Linked DNA regions of Homo sapiens: region 2 is linked to region 1. A link is an interaction called in ENCODE POLR2A ChIA-PET data of the cell type or tissue named here. Cell type or tissue: PC-9. All regions are shown on one strand. Each heading gives the region's core, and the rest is flanking DNA. Links, peaks and the distances in the headings are about the cores only.

The links. ChIA-PET counts read pairs that join two places held together with the same protein. Peaks named below come from ENCODE experiments on the same cell type or tissue, not always from the same donor. Only the 100,000 strongest peaks of a DNase experiment are listed, where the experiment ranks them.
Region 2: POLR2A ChIA-PET joins it to region 1 with 10 read pairs; 2 of 35 experiments call an interaction of 5 or more read pairs at or near these places.

Annotation. Positions count from the first base shown.
Region 1 is chr19:17,246,570-17,257,909 of GRCh38, reverse strand. It overlaps USHBP1 (USH1 protein network component harmonin binding protein 1), which reads left to right. Exons shown (of 13, transcript NM_031941.4): 9 at 1,190-1,439; 10 at 2,304-2,525; 11 at 5,893-5,999; 12 at 6,206-6,328; 13 at 7,496-8,739. The coding sequence ends at 7,685. Among named protein-coding and RNA genes, the nearest start is that of NR2F6, 6.3 kb to the right of the region's middle. RefSeq lists enhancers at 8,210-9,158, 9,159-10,108, 11,058-11,340 and a silencer at 11,271-11,340. In PC-9, for the core only: no CTCF peak of the experiment used is centred there; a DNase peak (open chromatin) is centred at 2,559; H3K27ac peaks cover 1,335 bases.
Region 2 is chr19:16,751,338-16,762,677 of GRCh38, reverse strand. NWD1 (NACHT and WD repeat domain containing 1) reads right to left here. Exons shown (of 19, transcript NM_001007525.5): 7 at 3,250-3,453; 8 at 540-699. Among named protein-coding and RNA genes, the nearest start is that of NWD1, 37 kb to the right of the region's middle. In PC-9, for the core only: no CTCF peak of the experiment used is centred there; no DNase peak of the experiment used is centred there.

The DNA.
Region 1 (11,340 bases), core at 1-5,000:
TGGGAGGCCGAGGCAGGCAGATCGTTTGAGCTCAGTAGTTCAAGACCAGCCCTTGTAACATGGCGAAAGTCCTTCTCTACCAAAACTACAAACAAATTAGCTGGGCATGGTGGTGTGCCCGCGTAGTACCAGCTACTTGGGAGGCTGAGGTGGGAGGATGCCTTGAGTCTGGGAGGTGGAGGCTGCAGTGAGCTGAGATTGCACCACTGCACTCCAGCCTGGGTGACAGAGTGAGACCCTGTCTTTTTTTTTTTTTTTTTTTTTTTTGAGACAGAGTTTCACTTTTGTCGCCCAGGCTAGAGTCCAATGGTCCGATCTCGGCTCACTGCAACCTCTGCCTCCCGGGTTCAAGGGATTCTCCTGCCTCAGCCTCCCGAGTAGCTGGGATTACAGGCTCCCACTACCACACCCGGCTAATTTTGAATTTTTAGTAGAGACGGGGTTTCTCCATATTGGTCAGGCTGGTCTCGAACTCCTGACCTCAGGTGATCCACTTGCCTCGGCCTCCCAAAGTGCTGGGATTACAGGCGTTAGGCACTGCGCCCGGCCGCAGCTAATTTTTTATGAAGACGGATTCTCGGCCAGGCGCGGTGGCTCACGCCTGTAATCCCAGCACTTTGGGAGGCCGAGGTGGGCAGATCACAAGGTCAGGAGATCGAGACCATCCTGGCTAACACGGTGAAACCTCGTCTCTACTAAAAATCCAAAAAAAAAAAAAAAAATTAGCCGGGCGTGGTGGCAAGCGCCTGTAGTCCTACCTTCTTGGGAGGCTGAGACAGGAGAATGGCGTGAACCCGAGAGGTGGAGCTTGCAGTGAGCCGAGGTTATGCCACTGCACTCCAGCCTGGGCGACAGAGCAAGACTGCGTCTCAAAAAAAAAAAAAAAAAAGACGGATTCTCACTCTGTTGCCTATGCTGGTCTCAAACTTCTGGCTTCAAGCAATCCTCCCACCTCAGCCTCCCAAAGTGCTGGGGTTACAGGCATGCATCACCGCACCTGGCCACCATGTGGTCTTGATGGAAGGTGGTGCCTAGTGGGGTATGTTGGTGTGACAGGGACCACCAAAGATGGCATAGATTCCATCGTGGCCAGTGAGATGGAAGGTGATGGACCCTACCAGGATTGGCATGAACTTAACCCACCTATGCCTGCCAGTGTTGACATAGGCACCTTTTCTGTTTTCTATAGCCCTGAAGGCAGCAGTGTGGATAAGCCCACCCCACAGGAAGTGGCTTTCCAGCTCCGAAGCTATGTCCAGCGTCTCCAGGAGCGCCGTTCTCTAATGAAGATTCTCTCAGAGCCTGGCCCCACCTTGGCACCCATGCCCACTGTGCCCCGTGCAGAAGCCATGGTGCAGGCCATTCTGGGGACCCAGGCTGGCCCAGCTCTTCCCCGACTGGAGAAGACACAAATTCAGCAGGACCTGGTGGCCGCAAGGGTACAAATGGGCTGTGGCCACTGTGTCAGTCTTTCTTGGTGGGACAAAATCCTTTACTGAGGTCGGGGGACCAAGGAGCAAAGGAGAATTCTGCTGGGCTGAGTGCAGGCATTGTGAAGGGAGAATTGGAGCTGGGGTTTTGAGGGATTAATAGGAGTTTGTTTTCTGGGGTTCAGTTTCTCATTAGACTACAAATCTGGCTCTCCAAAATGCCCTTCCTATGGGAAGAGATGGGAGCAAAGAACACAATCTTGGGTTTGTAGCTTGGCATGAAAAACTTGAGGTTCTGGAGTTAGAGAAACTCCAGAAGCTTTGACAGAACTAATACTTGACCTATGTAAGCTACTTGCCCCTCTAGGAAATGCCATTTCTACAGCTGTAGCTTTTATGGGAGGAAGATATTTCCACCTCACAAGAACATGGTGAATGGTGAAGGTCCTAGTTTGTTTGTTTGTTTGTTTGTTTTTTGAGACGGAGTCTTGCTCTCACCCAGGCTGGAGTGCTGTGGCGCTATCTTGGCTCACTGCAGCCTCTGCCCCACTGCCGGGTTCAAGTGATTCTCCTGCCTCAGCCTCCCAAGTAGCTGGGATTACGGGTGTGCACCACCACACCTGGCTAATTTTTGTATTTTTAATGGAGACGGGTTTTCACCATGTTGGCCAGGCTCGTCTCGAACTCCTGACCTCAGGTAATCCACCCACTTTGGCCTCCCAAAGTGCTGGGATTACAGGCATGAGCCACTGCGCCTGGCCAAAAGTCACAGTTTTTGTCTGAATAGTCCTCAGTGGGTGCCTCTTGGGGCCTCAGTTTCCCTGCAGTTGACCGTAGAAGCATAAATTCTCTCCCCTCTCCTTGGTCCCACAGGAGGCCCTGGCGGACCTGATGCTTCGGCTGCAGCTGGTGCGGCGTGAGAAGCGGGGCCTAGAGCTGCGGGAGGCTGCCCTCCGAGCCCTGGGTCCAGCTCACGTGCTCCTGCTGGAGCAGCTGCGGTGGGAACGGGCAGAGCTCCAGGCTGGTGGGGCAAACAGCAGTGGCGGACATAGCAGCGGAGGTGGCAGCAGCGGGGACGAGGAAGAGTGGTATCAGGTGAGCTGCCCTGCCTGAACCTGGTAGGGGAGTAGCTTACTAATGAGAACATAGCCCTTGTCAATCACAGCCTTTTTTTTTTTGTTTTTTTTGAGACGGAGTTTGGCTCTTGTTGCCCAGGCTGGAATGCAATGTTGCAATCTCGGCTCACCACAACCTCCGCCTCCCAGGTTCAAGAGATTCTCCTGTCTCAGCCTCCTGAGTAGCTGGGATTACAGACACGCACCACCACATCTAGCTATTTTTTGTATGTTTTGTAGAGATGCAGTTTTGTAGAGTTGCAGTTCACCATGTTAGCCAGGCTGCTCTCGAACTCCTGGCCTCAAATGTTTCGCCTGCCTCCACCTCCCAAAGTGCTGAGATTACAGGCATGAGTCGCCGCACCTGTCCTTAATGCAGCTCTTTAAATCATCTCTCCTACCTCCAAGCCTTTGTATATTCTGTGTCCCTGCCAGGAACACCGGTCACTTCCCTCTTTGTGTCATAAAGTCCTCGACCTCCTGTAGATCTCAGCTTAGACATCACCTCCTCAAGGAAGCCCTCCTGGAGTGACTTCAGATGCGGTTTCCTGTTATTTATTTCCCTTATCACAGTGGTCCCAGCTACTCGGGTGGCTGAGGTGGGAGGATCACTTGAACCCGGAGTTGGAGGCTTCAGCGAGCCACGATTATGTCATTTCACTCCAGCCTGGGCCACACAGCGAGACCTCATCTCTTTTTTTTTTTTTTGAGACAGAGTTTTGCTCTTGTTGCCCAGGCTGGAGTGCAATGGCCCGATCTTGGCTTACCACAACCTCCACCTCCTGGGTTCAAGTGATTCTCCTGCCTCAGCCTCCTGAGTAGCTGGGACTACAGGCACGCGCCACCACGCCCGGCTAATTTTTGTATTTTTAGTGTAGATGAGGTTTCCCCATGTTACTAAGGCTGGTCTCGAACTCTGAACCTCAGGTGATGCGCCCGCCTCAGCCTCCCAAAGTGTTGGGATTACAGGCTTGAGCCACTGCACCCGGCTTATTTATTATTATTTTTTATTTTTTTTGAGGCAGAGTGTCGCTCTGTAGCCCAGGCTGGAGTGCAGTGGTGCAATCTCGGCTCACTGCAAGCTCCGCCTCCCGGGTTCACGCCATTCTCCTGCCTCCGCCTGCCGAGTAGCTGGGACTACAGGCGCCCGCCACCACACCCGGCTAATTTTTTTTGTATTTTTTTAGTAGAGACGGGGTTTCATTGTGTTAGCCAAGATGGTCTCGATCTCCTGACCTTGTGATCCACCTGCCTCAGCCTCCCAAAGTGCTGGGATTACAGGCGTGAGCCACCGTGCCTGGCCAATTTTTGTATTTTTTAGTAGAGATGGGGTTTCACCATGTTGGCCAGGCTGGTGTAGAACTCCTGACCTCAGGTGATCTGCCCACCTCAGCCTCCCAAAGTACTGGGATTACAGCCATGAGCCACAGCGCCTGGCCTTTAATTTTTTTTTTCTTTTTTTTTTTTTTTGGGAAACGGATCTTGCTCTGTCACCCAGGCTGGAGTGCAGTGGTGCGATCTTGGCTCACTGCAATCTCTGCGTCCCAGGTTCAAGCGATTCTCCTGCTTTGGCTTCCCGAGTAGCTGGAATTACAGGCGTGCACCACCACACCCAGCTAATTTTTGTATTTTTAGTAGTGACAGGGTTTCACCATGTTGGCCAGGCTGCTCTCAAACTCCTGACCTCAGGCTGATCCGCCCGTCTCGGCCTCCCAAAGTGCTGGGATTACAGACGTGAGCCACCACGTCCAGCCTAATTTTTAAAAAATTATTATTGGCCAGGCACGGTGGCTCACACCTGTAATCCCAGCACTTTGGGAGGCCGAGGCGGGTGGATCATGAGGTCAGGAGTTCAAGACCAGCCTGGCCAACATGGTGAAACCCTGTCTCTACTAAAAATACAAAAAAATTAGCTGGGCATGGTGGCACGTGCCTGTAATCCCAGCTACTCCAGAGGCTGAGACAGAGAATTGCTTAAACCTGGAGGGGTGGAGGTTGCAGTGAGCCGAGATTGCGCCACTGCACTCCAGCCTGGGCGACGAGACTCCGTCTCAAAAAAAAAAAAAGAAAAAAAAATTATTACTGTCCGGGCACGATGGCTCATGCCTGTAATCCCAGCCTGTAATCTTAGCACTTTGGGAGGCCGAGTTGGGCGGATCACGAGGTCAGGAGATCGAGACCATCCTCGCTAACACGGTGAAACCCTGTCTCTACTAAAAATACAAAAAATTAGCTGGGGATGGTGGCGGGCGCCTGTAGTCCCAGCTACTCGGGAGGCTGAGGCAGGAGAATGGCGTGAACCCGGGAGGCAGAGCTGGCAGTGAGCTGAGATCACGCCAGTGCACTCTAGCCTGGGCGACAGAGCGAGACTCTTCTCAAAAAAAAAATTATTATTATTTCAAACAAGGATTAGACAGGAGGAAGGACTTCCAGTGGATCTCTAGTTTTTGTTTTTGTTTTTTTGTTGTTTTTTTTTTTGAGACAGAGTCTCACTGTGTTGCTCAGGCTAGAGTGCAGTGCTGCGATCCCAGCTTACTCCAACCTCTGCCTCCCAGCTTCAAGTGATTCTCCTGCCTCAGCCGCCCAGTTAGTTGGGACTCCAGGTGCCCGCCACCATGCCTGGCTAATTTTTTTTTTTGAGACCGTATCTTACTCTGTTGCCCAGGCTGGAGTGCAGTGGCATGATCTTGGCTCACTGCAACCTCCGCCTCCCAAGTTCAAGCGATTCTCCTGCCTTAGCCTCCCAAGTAGCTGGAATTACAGGGGTCTGCCACCATGCCAGACTAATTTTTATATTTTTAGTAGAGACAGGGTTTCACCATGTTGACCAGGCTGGTCTTGAACGCCTGACCTCAAGTGATCCACCCGTCTTGGCCTCCCAAAGTGCTGGGATTACAGGCATGAGCTACCACACCTGGCCCCTAAATTTTATTTTTAGAGATGAGGTTCGAGACCAGCCTGGCCAACATGGTGAAACTCCGTCTCTACTAAAAATACGAAAAGTAGCCGGGTCTGGTGGCATGTGTCTGTAATCCCAACTACTTGGGAGGCTGAGGCAGGAGAATCGCTTGAACCTGGGAGGCGGAGGTTGCTGTCAGCCAAGATCGTGCCACTGTACTCCAGCCTGGGTGGCAGAGTGAGACTCTGTCTCAAAAAAAATTTTTTTTAATTAAATAGGATATTTCCCTTATCAGAGTATAATTTTGCTCTTATTGGTATATCGAACCAGATGTGGGTCTCTGAGAGCACAGCAGCTGCCACTGTCTGGGCAGCTCCAATGTCCAGTGTGGGCCAAGCACGGACTTGGCCTAGGTTAATGTCACTTTCTTGTCTTCTGCCTCCCTTAGGGCCTTCCTGCTGTCCCTGGTGGCACCAGTGGCATTGATGGTGGCCAGGTGGGCAGAGCCTGGGACCCAGAGAAGTTAGCCCAGGAACTGGCAGCATCGCTCACCAGGTGTGTGCCTGGGTCCTGGGCTGTGCGGGGGGTGGGCAGGCAGCCTATGTGAGAGCCCCCGGGGGTGTCGTCTGCAGTAGAAGCTAAGGTGTACCCCGGTGTACAGGTGTGTTTACATGACAATACTGTGGGCAGGTGGGTAGGAGGAGACCTGGGAAACAGGATCGGCTGGGGCTGTGAGCCCCCTCTCTTCTCCTTCGCAACAGGACACTGGACCTGCAGGAGCAGCTGCAGTCTCTGCGCAGGGAGCTGGAACAGGTGGCTCAGAAGGGGCGAGCCAGACGGTCTCAGAGTGCCGAGCTGAACAGGGATTTATGCAAAGCCCACAGGTAGGACTGTTCTGCATCCCCCCAATCCCCCTGGCACCATCCCCCACCAGGATATCAGAAGTATCCCTGGCTGTCTCTGGGCCTTAGCATTCCCCACTGCCCCAAGATAGGCAGTAACGGTCAGGTGTGGTGGCTCACACCTGTAATCCCAGCATGTTGGGAGGCTGAGGCCAGCAGATCACTTGAGGTCAGGAGTTTGAGACCAGCCTGGCCAACGTGGTGAAACCCCATCTCTACTAAAAATACAAAAATTAGCTAGGCGTCTTTGCACGTGCCTGTAATTCCAGCTACTTGAGAGACAGGAGAATTGCTTAAACCCAGGAGGTGGAGGTTGTGGTGAGCAGAGATCACACCACTGCACTCCAGCTTGGGTGACAGAGCAAGACTCTGTCTAAAAAAAAAAAAAAAAAAACAACAGGCTGGGCCAGGCGCAGTGGCTCACGCCTGAAATCCCAGCACTTTGGGAGGCCAAGGTGGGCAGATCACCTGAGGTCGGGAGTTCGAGACCAGCCTGACCAACATGGAGAAACCCCATCTCTACTAAAAATACAAAATTAGCCAGGCGTGGTGGCGCATGCCTGTGATCCCAGCTACTCGGTAGGCTGAGGCAGGAGAATCGCTTGAACCCGGGAGGCAGAGGTTGCAGTGAGCCGAGATTGTGCCATTGCACTCCAGCCTGGGCAACAAGAGCGAAACCCCATCTCAAAAAACAACAACAAGAAAAAACAGGCTGGGCATGGTGGCTCACGCCTGTAATCCCAGCACTTTGGGAGGCTGAGGCAGGCGGATCACCTGAGGTCAGGAGTTCAAGACCAGTCTGGGCAACATGGTCAAACCCTGTCTCTATTAAAAAATACAAAAAAATTAGCTGGGCGTGGTGGTGGGCGCCTGTAATCCCAGCTACTTGGGAGGCTAAGGCAGGAGAATCACTTGAACCCTCGAGGCAGAGGTTGTAGTGAGGGGAGATCTTACCATTGCACTCCAGCCTGGGTGACAAGCGCGAAATTCTGTCTCAAACAACAACAACAACAACAACAAAAGACCAGCTAGCTGGGACCCTTGGAGACCCAATGTGAAAGAGCCCCCATTCTGGGAGTGGGAGTACACGGCCCTTGCCTTGGGTGGACTCGGGGGCTGTTTCCTGACCCAGCCACCCACCCCTTCCAGCGCCCTGGTCCTGGCCTTCCGAGGAGCCCACCGGAAGCAGGAAGAGCAACGCCGGAAGTTGGAGCAGCAGATGGCACTCATGGAGGCTCAGCAGGCCGAGGAGGTGGCGGTGCTCGAAGCCACTGCAAGGGCCCTGGGGAAGCCCAGGCCTCCCCTCCCGCCTCCCCAGCTTGGGGACACCTTTCTGTAGGCCCCTTACCCAGCCATGTCTGGACATGCCAGACAGCTGTGGCATGTCATAAACTGTCCTGGAGTGACATCATGTCATGTTGCATGATTTGGCATGTTGGGGCACATTTGGCGTGAGGGAAGCTGGTGCACATGGGTGTCCAGGGCCTGATGGGGTGTGGCCAGGCAATGAAGAAAGACTCAGGTGTCTTTGGCCTGGCACCAAGTGGAATGTGAACTTCATATCAGTGGGGTCAGGCCAGAAGCAACCTGGGCTATGGGACCAGGTCCCTGGGACTGACGCATTTCGGGGGTCCGTGAGGTTGCATAGCCACAGCTGAAGTTCCAACTGGCCTGTCTCCCGAAGCCCAGGGAGGGATTCATGGGGACTGGACAGAGCTTCTCCTGGCAGCCCCTTCCCAGGGAGATGCTGGGTTTGGCTGGCAGATTTTCCTGAAGGGGGCCGGGCTCAGTGGTGCACATCTGTAATCCCAGCATTTTGGGAGGCCAAGGTGGGTAGATCACTTGAGCCCAGGAGTTCAAGACCAGCCTGGGCAACATGGCAAAACCCCATTTCTACAAAAAAATACAAAAATTAGCCAGGCGTGGTGGCATGTGCCTATAAAGATATTTAGGAGGCTAAAGTGGGAGGGTAACTTGAGCTTGGGAAGTGGAGGTTGCAGTGAGCTGAGATCACGCCACTGCACTCCAGTCTGGGTCACAGAGTAAGACCTTGTCTCAAAAAAAAAAACAGGCCAGGCGTGGTGACTCATGCCTGTAATCCCAGCACTTTGGGAGGCTGAGGCGGGGAGGATCACCTGAGGTCAGGAGCTTGAGACCAGCTTGGCCAACATGGTGAAACCCCCGTCTCTACTAAAAATACAAAAATTGGCTGGGTGTTGTGGCACATGCCTGTAATCCCGGCTACTCGGGAGACTGAGGCAGGATAATTGCTTGAACCTGAGAGGCGGGGGTTGCAGTGAACCGAGATCGCGCCAACAACAAGATCGTGCCCGGGCAATAAGAGCAAAACTCTGTCTCTAAATAAATAAATAAAACACAAAACAAAACAAAAAGGAGGGAGACTGAAGCTGGAATGGTTCAGATTCAGGGTGTGGATGACGAGTTGCTACTAACTCAAAGCTAAGGTCAAGGGTTTCTGGACTCCATGTGGTCGAGCTTGCCTGTAATCCCAGTATCTCAGGAGGCCGAGGGAGGAGGACTGCTTGAGCCCAGGGGTTTAAGACCAGCCTAGGCAAAATAGGAGAGTCTGTCTCAAAAATAAATAAATAAAATAAGGTAAAGGGTTTCTGGGTGGGGGACAGGCATAGCAAAGGTAATAGTCTGGGACTCAGGGGGCGTTGTACTTCAAGAGAAACTCAGAATGAATGCCAATGGTGGCCAGTTCCAGCTTTCTCCTGGGGGCCCAGGAGCTGTGGGACGTGTCAGGTTAATAGCAGGCAATGAATTAGCATGTCATTTGCATAAGTCACATCTCCCTGCCCCTCCACACCAGGACTGGCTGAGTCTGGGAAAGGGGAGCTTGGAACGACCCAGCCAAGCTTGGATTAGTGGCCAGCTGTCCCCCTTCAGGGTGGCAGCTGAAACCCGAGACAGGGATTAGAAAGACTTTCATTCCCAGCCTTGGGGGCAGGTGCTCCAGGCCTCACCTGTGCAGGTGTGTTCACCGCCTCTCCCAGGGCAGGACCACGTCAGCCTGAGGTCAGCGCCAGTCAGCGGCCTGGACTTGAATCCAGTCAACCTGACCCCAGAAACAGAACAAGAAGTATGGTGGCGAGCACAGTCCCCTCCAGCGAGGGCTGGGGCTAGTCACCTTCCGACCCACACGCTGTCCCTGGACTTGGGCCAACTTTGAAGAAAGCAGGGAAATGGAGGCAGACCACCTTGCTCGTGTTGGGGTGGGGCAGAGAAGCTGAATTTCTTCCCTGTACCCTGCCGAGCCCCAGAGTCTAAGACCTGAGTTCCTGGTCCCACCAGGTTGCCTGTGGAGGGGCAAAGGGAGCCAAGGTCACATGTGGGAGGACGGAGACAGGTTCCCAGGCTGCCCCAGCAGGATCTGGCCATTCCCACGGGTGCCCCCTCAGCAGATGGGCCTAGGCCCCTTTGTCCCTGGTTTGCGGCCGCCGCAAGGTCAAATGTTACTGCAGGGCCGCGGGCAGGGGTCAGGGAGGCGGGGTAGAGCCTTGATCCACCCCCAGGCGGGCCCCAGGGGGCACAGGGGTGGCCAGGCTACTGGAAGGGGGTGGGGCAGCCTTTGGGACTGGAACTACTGGAGTTTCTGGGATCTGCGATGGTCTTTCTTCCCCCATCTCCCACCCAGCTCTCAGCTGCCTCGCAAGACTTGTCTCCCCCAAACCTAGTTCTTTGCTCCCTCCCCTTCACAATCCCCTCAAGATTCCTTGAGTCTTCTCTCCCTCTTCTTTTTTTTTTTTTTTTTGAGACAGGGTCTTGCTCACGCTGGAGTGGAGTGACGTGACGTGATTATAACCCACTGCAGCCTTGAACACCTGGGCTCAAGACGGGTCTCACTTTATTGCCCCGGCTGGTCTTGAACTCCTGGTCTCAAGAGATCCTCCTGACTTGGCCTCCCAAAGTGTTGGGATTACAGGCGTGAGCCACAGCGCCTGTCTCTCATCTAAATCTCTTTTCAATCCCTTCTGAGACCTCCACCCCAATGCTCCCCACCAAAGATCCTAGCAGGTCCAGGCAAGGGGCCTAGGATCCCTGCCCTCATCCCAAATTACCAGTCACATTCCCATGCAGCCTCAGAACCAAAGGGTCGTCTCTGCCCACCCACGCCTTCCTCTCTCCCAGCAGGGATTACATCAGGCTGTGGGCAGAACCCGACTCTAGACCTCGGGAAGTCCTTGCTCATGTCTAATCCTAGTCCTTCCTGCTTTTCGTGTTTACTAACGCCTCCTCCTCCACCTCCCAGGCAGCCAGAACGTCCCTGGAGCAGGTTGAGAGGCCCAGGGCTGGGTGTGCCTGGCTCTCCCAGAACCTCAGTTTCTTTTTAAGTGTTGTAAGATCTCTAAGAATCTTTCCCCCTACTCCAGGGAGGGCAATTCTTCAAGTCTCATCAGGGCTCTGGGAGGCAGAGGAGGGGGTGCGCAGAAGGCACTGTCCTGGCCAGAGCTCTCAGAGGCCCAGCTGCATGCTCTGGTGTCCAGCTCTGGGCTCAGGGCGGGGTGGGACCACAGTCTGGGTGGCTGGGGCTGCAAGACTCCGAGGTGAAAGGTCACTCCTGGAAGGGCTTGTCCAGCCGGTTAAAGGTTAACCTGCCCAGAGCCAGAGGCTCGCCAGCCCGGGCCTCGCATACAAAGGGTGCTTAATAAATGCTGGTCGGGCGGGCCCCAGCCCCGGTACTGGGGGATGGGGTGAGTTGGAGGTGGCGGCAGCTGCGAGGCTCCAGGGCGCCTGGAAGAGACATCTGCAGTCCAGCCGGCCGCCAGGCCAAGCCCTTTCTGCAAAGCACAGAAAGAAAAGGAAATTAAAAGGGAAAAAGGGGCAGGCCCCCAGACAGGGCATGCCTGTCGCCTCCAGCCGCGCGGGGCGGGTGGGCGCCCTGCCCCCGGAGGCCAGAAATTCTGCAGAGGGGCCCCCTGACCTCGCGGCCCCGGCCAGCCGGTCTCAGACCACAACATCCCTTCCCCCTG
Region 2 (11,340 bases), core at 3,756-8,755, 500 kb after region 1:
CTATAACCAAAGAATTAAAAGTGTAATTTCCTAGTTGCAATCATTATACAACAGTTATATAAGATTTTAACATCAGGGAGAAGAGTCCACAATAACTCTGTACTTTGTTTGTTTGTTTGTTTTTGAGACAGAGTTTCTCTCTGTTGCCCAGGCAGGAGTTCGAGACCAGTATGGCCAACGTGGTGAAACCCCGTCTCTACTAAAAATACAAAAATTAGCCAGGCATGGTGGCGGGTGCCTGTAATCCCAGCTACTTGGGAGGCTGAGGCAGGAAAATGGCTTGAACCTGGGAGGCAGAGGTTGCAGTGAGCTGAGATCACGCCATTGCACTCCAGCCTGGGCGACAGAGTAAGACTCTGTCTCAAAAAAAAAAAAAAAAAGGAGTGGGGGGGACAGTAGAAGGGACATCTTGCCCTCTGTGCGGAAAGGAGAAGTAGGTCGGGAGGACATTTCGAGTGCAAAAAGGGGAAGGAAGGAGGTGAGCAATGCCAGGCAGGGTGGAGGTTGCAGGTGGGGAATGGGGGTCCCAGGTACCTCACCTTTCGGTCCAAGTTCAGTGGTTTCCCCACAAGTGGCAGAGTGATGAGCTTCTTGGTACCCTGGCTCCAGGTCCCTGAGAAGAAGTCGGCCAGGACGCCATGCCTCTTGGCTCTCTCGGATCCTGACAGGTAGCGCTCACGGACCACCTCGACCAGCTGTCTACAGAGAGGGTATACAGACTGATAGACCTGGGTGACCCATCAAGCTCAAAGGTGGCTGCTTGTCTTCCTGGAGGCAGTTCCCAAATCCCAAGCCATCCTAAACCACTCTGTTGACCACCTGTGCTATTTGATACATCACATCTATCTCTAAATTGGTCCGTGTTTTTTTTTTCCTTACATCAATTTACTTTCCTTACATACATTTCAAAGAGGAACATTTGAGCTCCTCCAAAATTTACACATAAAATAACTTACCACCTGACCCAGCAAATCCACTCCTGGGTATATACCGAGAATTAAGAAACAGGTGTTCAGGCTGGGTGCAGTGGCTCATGCCTGTGATCCCAGCACTTTGGGAGGCTGAGGCGGGTGCATCACCTGAGGTCAGGAGTTCAAGACCAGCCTGGCCAACGTGGTGAAACCCTGTCTGTACTAAAAAAAAGAATACAAAAATTAGCTGGGCGTGGTGGTGTGCTCTTGGGAGGCTGAGGCAGGAGAATCACTCCTCCCAGGTGGAGGTTGCAGTGAGCTGAGGTGGTGCCACTGCACTCCAGCCTGGGCAACAGAGAGAGACTCCAAAAAGAAAAAAGGAAAAAAAGAGAAAGAAGGAAAGAAAGAAAGAAAGAGAAAGAAAGGGAACAGGTGTTCAAACAAAACCTTACACATGCATGTTCACAACAGCAAAAACGTGGAAACAATGCAAGTGTCCATCCATAGACGAAGATAAACAAAACCTGGTCCATCCATACAATGAAATATTATGTAGCCATGAAAAGGAAGGAAGCACTGATCCCTGCTACAATGTGGATGAGCCCTGAGAACATAATGCTGAGTGAAAGAAGCCAGACACAAAAGGCCACATAGTGTGAGATTTCGTTGATCTGAAATGCCCAGAACAGGCAAATCCACAGAGACAGGAAGCAGATGAGTGGCTGCCAGGGGTTAGGGAAGGGGAATGAGGAGTGACGGCTGATGGGGACAGGGTCTCCTTTTGGGGAGATGAAAACGTTCTGGAACTAGACAGAGGTGAGGGGTGCAACATTATGAGTGTACTAAAATACCACTCAATTGTCAACTTTAAAATTCTGACTGGGCACAGTGGCTCACGCCTGTAACCCCAGCACTTTGGGAGGCCAAGGCGGGCAGATCACCTGAGGTCAGGAGTTTGAGACCAGCGTGGCCAACATGGTGAAACCCGTCTCTACTAAAAATACAAAAATTAGCTGGGTGTGGTGGCTCATGCTTGTAAACCTAGCTACTCAGGAAGCTAAGGCAGGAGAATCGCTGAAACCTGGGAGGCAGAGGTTGCAGTGAGCCAAGATTGTGCCGCTGCACTCTAGCCTGGGCAACAGAGCAAGACTCTGTCTCAAAAAATAATAAAATAAAATTAAATAAATAAAATAAAATGTGGTGAATTGGCCAGGCATGGTAGCTCACACCTGTAATCCCAGCACTTTGGGAGGCCGATGTGGGTGTGTCTCTTGAGCCCAGGAGCTCGAGACCAGCCTGGGCAATGTGGTGAGACCCCATCTCCACAAAAAAATTTAAAAATTAGCCAGGCATGGTGGTGCATGCCTGTAGTTCCAGCTACTCCGGAGGCTGAGGTGGGAGGGTTGCTTGAGTCCAGGAGTTTGAGGCTGCAGTGAGCCATGATGACAACCACTGTACTGCAGCCTGGGCGAGACCCTGTCTCAAAATACATAAAATAAAATAAAATAAAATAAAATAAAATAAAATAAAATAAAATGGTGAATTTTATGTTTCATGAACTTCACCTAGTTTAGTTTAGTTTAGTTTAGTTTAGTCTAGTTTAGTTTAGTTTGAAACAGGATCTCACTCTGTCACCCAGACTGGAGTGCAGTGGTACAGTCACGGCTCAGTGTGGCCTCAAACTCCTGGGCTCAAGTGATCCTCCCACCTCAGCCTCCCAAGTAGCTGGGACCACAAGTGTGTACCATCACACCCAGCTAATTTTCTTTTTTTTGAAATGGAGTCTCGCTCTGTTGCCAGGCTGGAGTACAGTGGTGCGATCTTGGCTCACTGCCACCTCTGCCTCCCAGGTTCAAGTGATTCTCCAGCCTCAGCCTCCCGAGCAGCTGGGATTACAGGCACGTGCCACCGCGTCTGGCTAATTTTTGTATTTTTAATAGAGACAGGGTTTCACCATGTTGGTCAGACTGGTCTCAAACTCCTGACCTCAGGTGATCCGCCACCTCAGCCTCCCAAAGTGCTAACACACCTAGCTAATTTTCTTATTTTTTTTGTAGAGATGGGGCCTCGCTACGTTGCCCAGGCTGATCTCCAACTCCTGGCCTCCAGCAATCCTCCTGCCCTGGCCCCACAAAGTGCTGGGATTATAGGCATGAGCCACTGCTTCCAGCCTCAACTCAATTTTAAAAATAAGTGAATTGTGTCAGAGTTCTAACTGGACTTGATTCCCTGGGAATGGTAAGTGAAGGATCTGATACTGAGAAGACCCCCGGCCAGTGAGTCCTCATTCTTGGGGTCCCACCCAGACAGTGTCGCTGCCACTGCTGCCTGGACCTACCTGTGGGCAATGGCCAGGAGGGTGAAGCCATCCACGGGCCGCCGGGCCAAGTAGTATCCCAGATCCCGACGAAGCCGCACCCACAGCAGGGGCGGGAAGCGCAGCAGCTCCTTGCTGGGCGGGGTCCAATCTCGGTACACATCCTGCAGGACCTCGTCGTCCAGGGACAAAACATCCTTCAGCTCCGCCTCCGAGAGACCGTGTCTGAAGGGAGGACCAGTGGGGCTTTGAGGCACATCTCATGTCTTCTGCATTTGGAGGATGCAGAATCCAAGAGAGGGAGGGATACAGCCACCCGCGCGGTGTCCAGCACATCACCTGGGATCAGCATTTGGACAGCGCCCACAAGGTACCAAGCACGGTTAGGGCAATACCCACCAAGGAAGACCTTTTCCGATTTTTTTTTTTTTTTTTTTTTTTTTTTTGAGACAGAGTTTCACTCTGTCGCCCAGGTTGGAGTGCAGTGGTGCAATCTCGGCTCACTGCAACCTCCGCCTCGCGGGTTCAAGCGATTCTCCTGCCTCAGTCTCCTGAGTAGCTGGGACTACAGGCGCCACCACGCCTGGCTAATTTTTGCATTTTTAGTAGAGACGGGGTTTCACCATGTTAGTCAAGCTGGTCTCCAACTCCTGACCTCGTGATCCACCTGCCTCGGTCTCCCAAAGTGCCAATCTTTTCCTCTGCATGCACACCTACAGAACCATAAATGGCCCGCTCCTCAACCTCGAAGGGGTCTGAGACAGACACTATAGGGAGGGAAGTGGTAACTCAAGGAAAATAATGCAGAAACCAACTGCACCTACCCCACTCCACCCTGGCCCACCAAGGCTTGTCTTTAAATTAGGATAATTGGGCTGGGCGTGGTGGCTCACACCTGTAATCCCTGCACTTTGGGAGGCTGAGGCAGGAGGACTGCTCGAGGCCAGAGCTCAAGACCAGCCTAGGCAACAAAGGGAGACCCCATCTCTACAAAAAAATTTAAAAATTAGCTGGGCATAGGGGCACACACCTGTAGTCCCTGCTACTCTAGAGGCTGAGGTGGGAGGATCACTTGAGCCCAGGAGGTTGAGGCTGCAGTGAGCTGTGATTACATCACTGCACTCCAGACTGGGCAAAAGAGTGAGGCCCTGTCTCTAAAATAAATACATAAATACATGAACAAATAAATACAAATAAAGTTAAACTGGTTAAAAATTAATAAAATTCAAAATGCGGTTTCTTGGTTGCATGAACCATCTTTCAAAGTTTTAAATTCAGTTTCTGAGTTGTGTGAAGCACCTTTCAAGTGTTCCATAGTTTTTGTGGCTTGTAGTTACCATATTGGTAATAATGTCATACCCAACACTGTACTCTTTCCAAAATTCTTTTTTTTTTTTTGAGACAGAGTCTCACTCTGTTGCCTAGGTTGGAGTTCAGTGGCGCCATCTCAGCTCACTGCAATCTCTGCCTCCTGGCTTCAAGCGATTCTCCTGCCTCAGCCTCCCATGTAGCTGGGACTACAGGTGTGCACCACCACGCCCGGCTAATTTTTGTATTTTTAGTAGAGATGGGGTTTCACTATGTTGGCCAGGCTGCTGTTCAACTCCTGATCTCAGGTGATCTGCCTGCCTCAGCCTCCCAAAGTGTTGGGATTAGGCGTGAGCCACTGCACCTGGCCTGCAAAATTCTATGATATGGTATCAGACAGAGCCTAGGAGATGTGCCCCTGGTCATGGGTGAACCGCTAGGTTGAGAGCCTATCTTCATCCCTGAAGACATCCCCTAAGCAATGCGAACCTCAGAGCGGGCACCTCACTTGGCACTCCCAGAGGACCCGCCTAGCCTGAATTGCAAAACAGGGCTGTGCATGGTCATCAGGCTTGCGTTTGAGCCTAGCTGGGAGACCTTGGTGAGGAATGTACCTTCTCTTTGCCTCAGTTTCCTCATCTGCCAAAAGCAAAACTGTTGAGGGCTAAGAAGAAAATGCACTAGTTCCTCTTTTTCTGAACTCTTATTCTGGCGAGTATGATCTCATTGGTCCTTCCAGTAGCCTTGGAGGATGGATGCTCTCCCAACCAGCCCCTCCATGCGGAGGAGGAAGTGAGGCTCCCAGAGGGCACAGGGCATGCTGAGTGCAGCGTTTCTTGGGCTCGCATGGTTGATGTTTGGGGTCAGATCATTTTTTAGGGTGGGGACCGTCCTGTGTGTTGTAGGGCAGCAGTCCCCAGTCTTTTTGGCACCAGGGACCGGTTTCTTGGAAGACAATTTTTTTCCCGCGGACCAGGGTAGGGGTGATGGTTTTGGGATGATCAAGTGCATCACACTTGCACACTTTATTTCTATTATTATTACATTGCAATATATAACGAAATAATTCTACAACTCCCCATCATGTAGAATCAGTGGGAGCCCTGAGCTTGTTTTCCTGAAAGTAGACAGTCCCATCTGGGGGTGATGGGAGACAGTGACAGGTCATCAGGCATTAGATTCTCATAAGGTTCAAGCAACCTAGATCCCTCATATGCGCAGTTCCCAACAAGGTTTGTGCTCTTATGAGAATCTAATGATGCTGCTGACCTGACAAGAGGGGGAGCTCGGGTGGTAATGGGAGTGATGAGGAGCAGCAAGAAGTGGCTGTAGATACAGATGAAGCTTCACTTGTTCGCCCACTGCTCACCTCCTGCTGTGCAGCCTGGTTCCTAACAGGCCACGGAGCAGTACCGGTACTGGGGGATGGGGACCCCTATTGTAGGATGTGTAGCAGTCTCCACCCAAGCCTCCACCCACTAGATGCTGGTAGCATGATAGACAGGCAGATGTATAGATAGGCATATAGATTATAGATAGACAGATTATATGGAGAGATAAATAAGAGATAGAGCAATAGATACAGAGATAGATAAACATAAAGATAAATAGACAGATGATAGATAAATAGATATAAATAGGCAGATAGACATATAGTTGACCCTTGAAGAACACAGGTTTGAACTGCATGAGTCCACTTATATGTGGATTTTCTTCCGCCTGTGCTGTCTCTGAGACAGCAAGACCAAGTCCCCTTCTCCTCCTCCCCTCTTCCTCCTCTTCCTCTGCCTACTCAATGTGAAGATGACAAGGATGAAGACCTTTGTGATATCCACTTCCACTTCATGAATAGTACATGTATTTTTCTTCCTTATTATTTTCTATTTTTTTGAGGCAGAGTCTTGCTCTGTCACCCAGGCTCAAGTGCAATGGCGTGATCTAGGCTCACTGCAACCTCCGCCTCCCAGGTTCAAGCAATTCTCGTACTCAGCCTCCCAAGTAGCTGGAATTAAAAGCATGAGCCACCATGCCCAGCCCCCCTTTATGATTTTCTTACTATCATTTTCTTTTCTCTACCTTGTTTTGTTGTAGGAATACAGTCTGTAATACATAGAACATATGAAATACATGTTCGTCGACCATTTATGTTACTGGTAAGGCTTCTGGTCAACAGTAGGCTATTAGTATTTAAGTTTTAGGGGAGTCAAAAGTTATACATCAATTTTGAGGTACGTTGGGAGACAGCTGGTTCCCCTAACTCCCAGTTTGTTCAAGAGCCAACTGTATATACAGAGATAGATTATAGGCCAGGTACGGTGGCTCACGCCTGTAATCCCAGCACTTTGGGAGGCCAAGGTGGGAGGATCGCTTGAGCCCAGGAGTTTGAGAGCAGCCTGGGCAACATAGTGAGACCCCATCTCTACTAAATAAATAAATAAATAAATAAATAAATAAGGCTGGATGTGGTGGCTCATTCCTGTAATCCTAGCACTTTGGGAGGCCAAGGTGGCAGATTATTTGAGGCCAGGAGTTCGAGACCAGCCTGGCCAATATGGCAAAACCCTGTCTCTACTAAAGATACAAAAATTAGCCAGGCATGGTGGTGCACGCCTGTAATCCCAGCTACTTGAGAGGCTGAGACATGAGAATCATTTGAACCTAGGAGGCGGAGGTTGCAGTGAGCTGAGATTGCACCACTGCATTCCAGGCTAAGCAACAGAGTGAGACTCTGTCTCAAAGAAAAAAAAGAAGAAATAAATAACTGGGTGTGGTGGCATGCACCTGTAGTCTCAGCTACTCAGAGGGGGCTGAGATGGGAGGATCGCTTGAGCCCAAGAAGTCAAGACTGCGGCGAGCTGTGATCGCTTCAGTGCACTCCAGTCTGGGTCAAGAGAGTGAGACCCTGTCCCCCCCCAAAAAAGAGAGAGAGAGATATTAATGATAGACAGGATCGATATAGATGAGAAATAGAGAGATAGATATAGAGATTTATTGATTGATTATAAATGACTAGATGGATAGAAATAGAGATGATAGATAAATAGATCATTTAAATAGGTGGATAGATTAAAATGATGTATTTGTAGATGTGGGATAGATATAGAGTTAGATAGGTATAGACAGATGGTAGAGAGATACAATGATAGATTACTAGAAGTGATAGAGATAGATTGAGACTATACATATTTATCGATGGGACATAGAGAAATATATAGATATATAGAGATAGACATAGATAGATAGATATGACGGATGGGTGGATGAATGGATGGATGGATGGAAGATAGAGATGATGGATGCAGGGAAGATAGAGATGATGTGTGGATGGATGGATGGATGGATGGATGGATGATAGAGATGATAGGTGGGTGGATGGATGGATGGCTATAGAGATGATGGATGGAAGGAAGATAGAGATGATGGATGGATGGATGGATGCTAGAGATGATGGATGGATGGAAGATAGAGATGATGGATGCAAGGAAGAATAGAGTGGATGGATGGATGGATGGAAGATAGAGATGATGGATAAAAGGAAGACAGATGATGGATGGAAGGATAGATGGACTTTAGAGAGAATGGGTGGAAGGATGGAAGATCGAGATGATGGATAGATGAATGGAAGATAGAGATGATGGATGGATGGATGGATGGATGGATGGATGGATGGATGGATGGAAAATAGAGATGATGGATGGGAGGAAGATAGAAATGATGGGCGGATAGACGGATGGATAGATGGATGGAAGATAGAGATGATGGGTGGATGGATGATAGAGATGATGGATGGAAAGAAGATAGAAACAATGGGTGGATGGATGGATGGATGGAAGATAGACATGATGGGTGGATGGATGGATGGAATATAGAGATGATGGATAGATGGATGGAAGATGGAGATGATGGATGGATGGATAGATGGATTTAGAGAGAATGGACGGAAGGATGGAAGATCGAGATGATGGATAGATGGATGGAAGATAGAGATGATGGACGGATGGATGAAAGGTCAAGATGATGGATAGATAGATGAATAGATGGATGGATGATAGAGATGATGGATGGAAGGAAGATCGAGATGATGGGTGGATGGATGGATGGATGGATGGATGGATAGATGGAAGATAGAGATGATGGATAAAAGGAAGATAGAGATGATGGATGGAAGGATAGATGGAATTTAGAGAGAATGGATGGAAGGATGGAGGATTGAGATGATGGATAGATGGATGGAAGATAGAGACAATGGATGGATGAAAGGTCGAATTGATGAATGGATGGATGGATGGATGGATGGATGGATGGATGGATGATAGAGATGATGGAGGGAGGGAGGGAGGGATTGATGGATGGATGAATGGATAGGGTCTCTCAGGCTAAGGCAAGGTTTCTTACTCTCTGCACTATCAACATCTGGGGCTGGATCATTCTCTAAAGTAGGACAATCCTTTGCACTGTAGGGTGTTAAACAGCATCCCTGGACTCCACTCAGTAAAGACACCAGGAGCACCACCCTGCTCAGTCATGACAACCAAAAATGCTTCCAGACACACTGTCTAGTGTCCCCTGTGGGGGGATGGGGGGCGTGGAGAACTATCCTGAGGTGACGACCTCTAGCCTAGAAGGATCTCAGGTCTGCTCCAAGAGCAAAGCTCTCACCATCCTGCCACATGGATCTGATGTGTAAGCATAACATATTTTCATGGAACTGGAGCAACCAAAATCATCCACCTTATCATCATGCTTTATAAACCACCTCCCCCGCCACCCCTGTGAGAGATCTGGCTTTACTAATTGGACCAGATATGGGACCAAGTAGGCCATTTGATTTCTGTCTCCCTGTACTTTGGAATTAGGACCCAAAGAAAAAGTCAGTAAGATGGCACCTGGTCACAGAAATATGGGCTCCTGATGCCAACTGTGGCTCAAGGCAAGCTGAAGTTCCAGAGGGGCCGAAGGAAGAGTCTACAAGAGGAGTTGATGTGCAGAGAGGACCCCAGAGGGAGAAGGAAGGAGAAGCTGCTCTGATTTTTATGACAGTTTCCATGACAACTCACTTCCTCCAAGTCAACTTCAACAGAATGGCCCAATGGGCCACCCCTCTATTCTGGAACATGCCCCAGTTGTTATTTGCACTGTTTTTGGAGACAGGGTCTTGCTCTGTTGCCCAGACTGGAGTGCAGTGGCATGATCACAGCTCACTGCAGCCATGACCTCCTGGCTCAACAAATCCTCCTGCCTCAGCCTCCCGAGTAGCTGGGACTACAGGTGTGAGCCACCACGCCCAGCTAATATTTTTACTTTTCACTGAGGCAGGGGCTCTCACTTTGTTGCCCAGGCTGGTCTTGAACTCCTGGGCTCAAGTAATTCTCCCACCTTGGCCTCCCAAAGTGCTGGGATTACGGGTGTGAGCCACCACACCACGCCGTATTTGTACTCTTATAGAGTGTAAGCCAGTCGGGAAATCTGGGATATGTCCCCTGGAGTCAGCTATAAGACAGACTTGAATTTCCCTAACTCTTCATTGGAAGGAAGCCCAGTGGCACAATTATGGCTTACTGCAGTCTTCAACTCCTGTGCTCAAGTGATCCTCCCATCTCAGCCTCCGGAGTAGCACCACCATGCTCAGCTAATTAAAAAAAATTGTTGTATAGACAGGGGCCTCACTCTGTTGTCTAGGCTGGTCTCAAACTCCTGGATTCAAGTGATCCTCCCACCTCAGCCTCCCAAAACGCTGGCATTACAGGAGTGAGCTACTGCACCCAGCATATTCTCTTATTTCCTACACTAGCATGAATGTGTTTCTATTTCTGGCAAAGAAACAGGCAGAAAGACCTCCTCGTTGGGTTGACCACCACCCTCTAGATGAATTTGTGGTAACCGACAAAGGTCTGAAATGGCACAGGCTGAGAAAAAAAAAAAACAACCCTAAAACTGAGAAGAGGCAAAACTATGTCGTCCAGCATTTTGGATGATGGTTTTGAGTGTTTGCTGTTGGCCAGTTGCAGTAAAGGCAAAGTTTTGTTCCTTGGCGTCTCTGCCAATTGGCAGAGGACAAACTCAGAGGAGGGAGTGTGGCTGCTTGGGTGCTTCTGATTAACCCCTTCCTCTCTGCTGCTTGTTATTTTTGCTTTTGCTTCCTTCCTTCCTTCCTTCCTTTCACTTTTTCTTCTTCTTCTTCCCTTCTTCTTTTCTTTCCTTCCTTTCTTCTTTCCTCTTTCCTTCTTTCCCTTTTTCTCTCTTTCTCTTTCTTTCTTTCCTTTATCTCTTCTTTCCTTCTTTTTTTTTCTTTCTTACTATCTTCCTTCCTTCCTTCCTTCCTTCTCTTTCTCTTTCTTTTTGAGATGGAGTCTTCCTTTGTCGCCCAGGCTGGAGCACAGTGGCACTATCTCAGCTCACTGCAACCTCTGCCTCCCGGGTTCAAGTGATTCTCCTGCCTCAGCCTCCCAAGCAGCTGGGATTACAGGTGACCGCCACCATGCCGGGCTAATTTTTGTATTCTTAGTTGAGATGAGGTTTCACCATGTTGACCAGACTGGTCTCAAATTCCTGACTTCAAGTGATCCACCTGCCTTGGCCTCCCAAAGTGCTGCGATTAAAAGCGTAAGCCACCATGCCAGGCCTCTTTCCTTCCTTCCTCCCTTCCTTCCTTCCTTCCTTTCTCTTTCTTTCTCTCTTCCTTTCTTTCTCTCTCCTTCCTTCCTTCCTTTCCTTCTTTCACTCTTCCTTTCTGTCTCCTTCCTTCCTGTCTGCCTTTCTTCCCTCTTTCTCTCTCTCTTTCTTTCTTTTTCTTGCTATATCCAA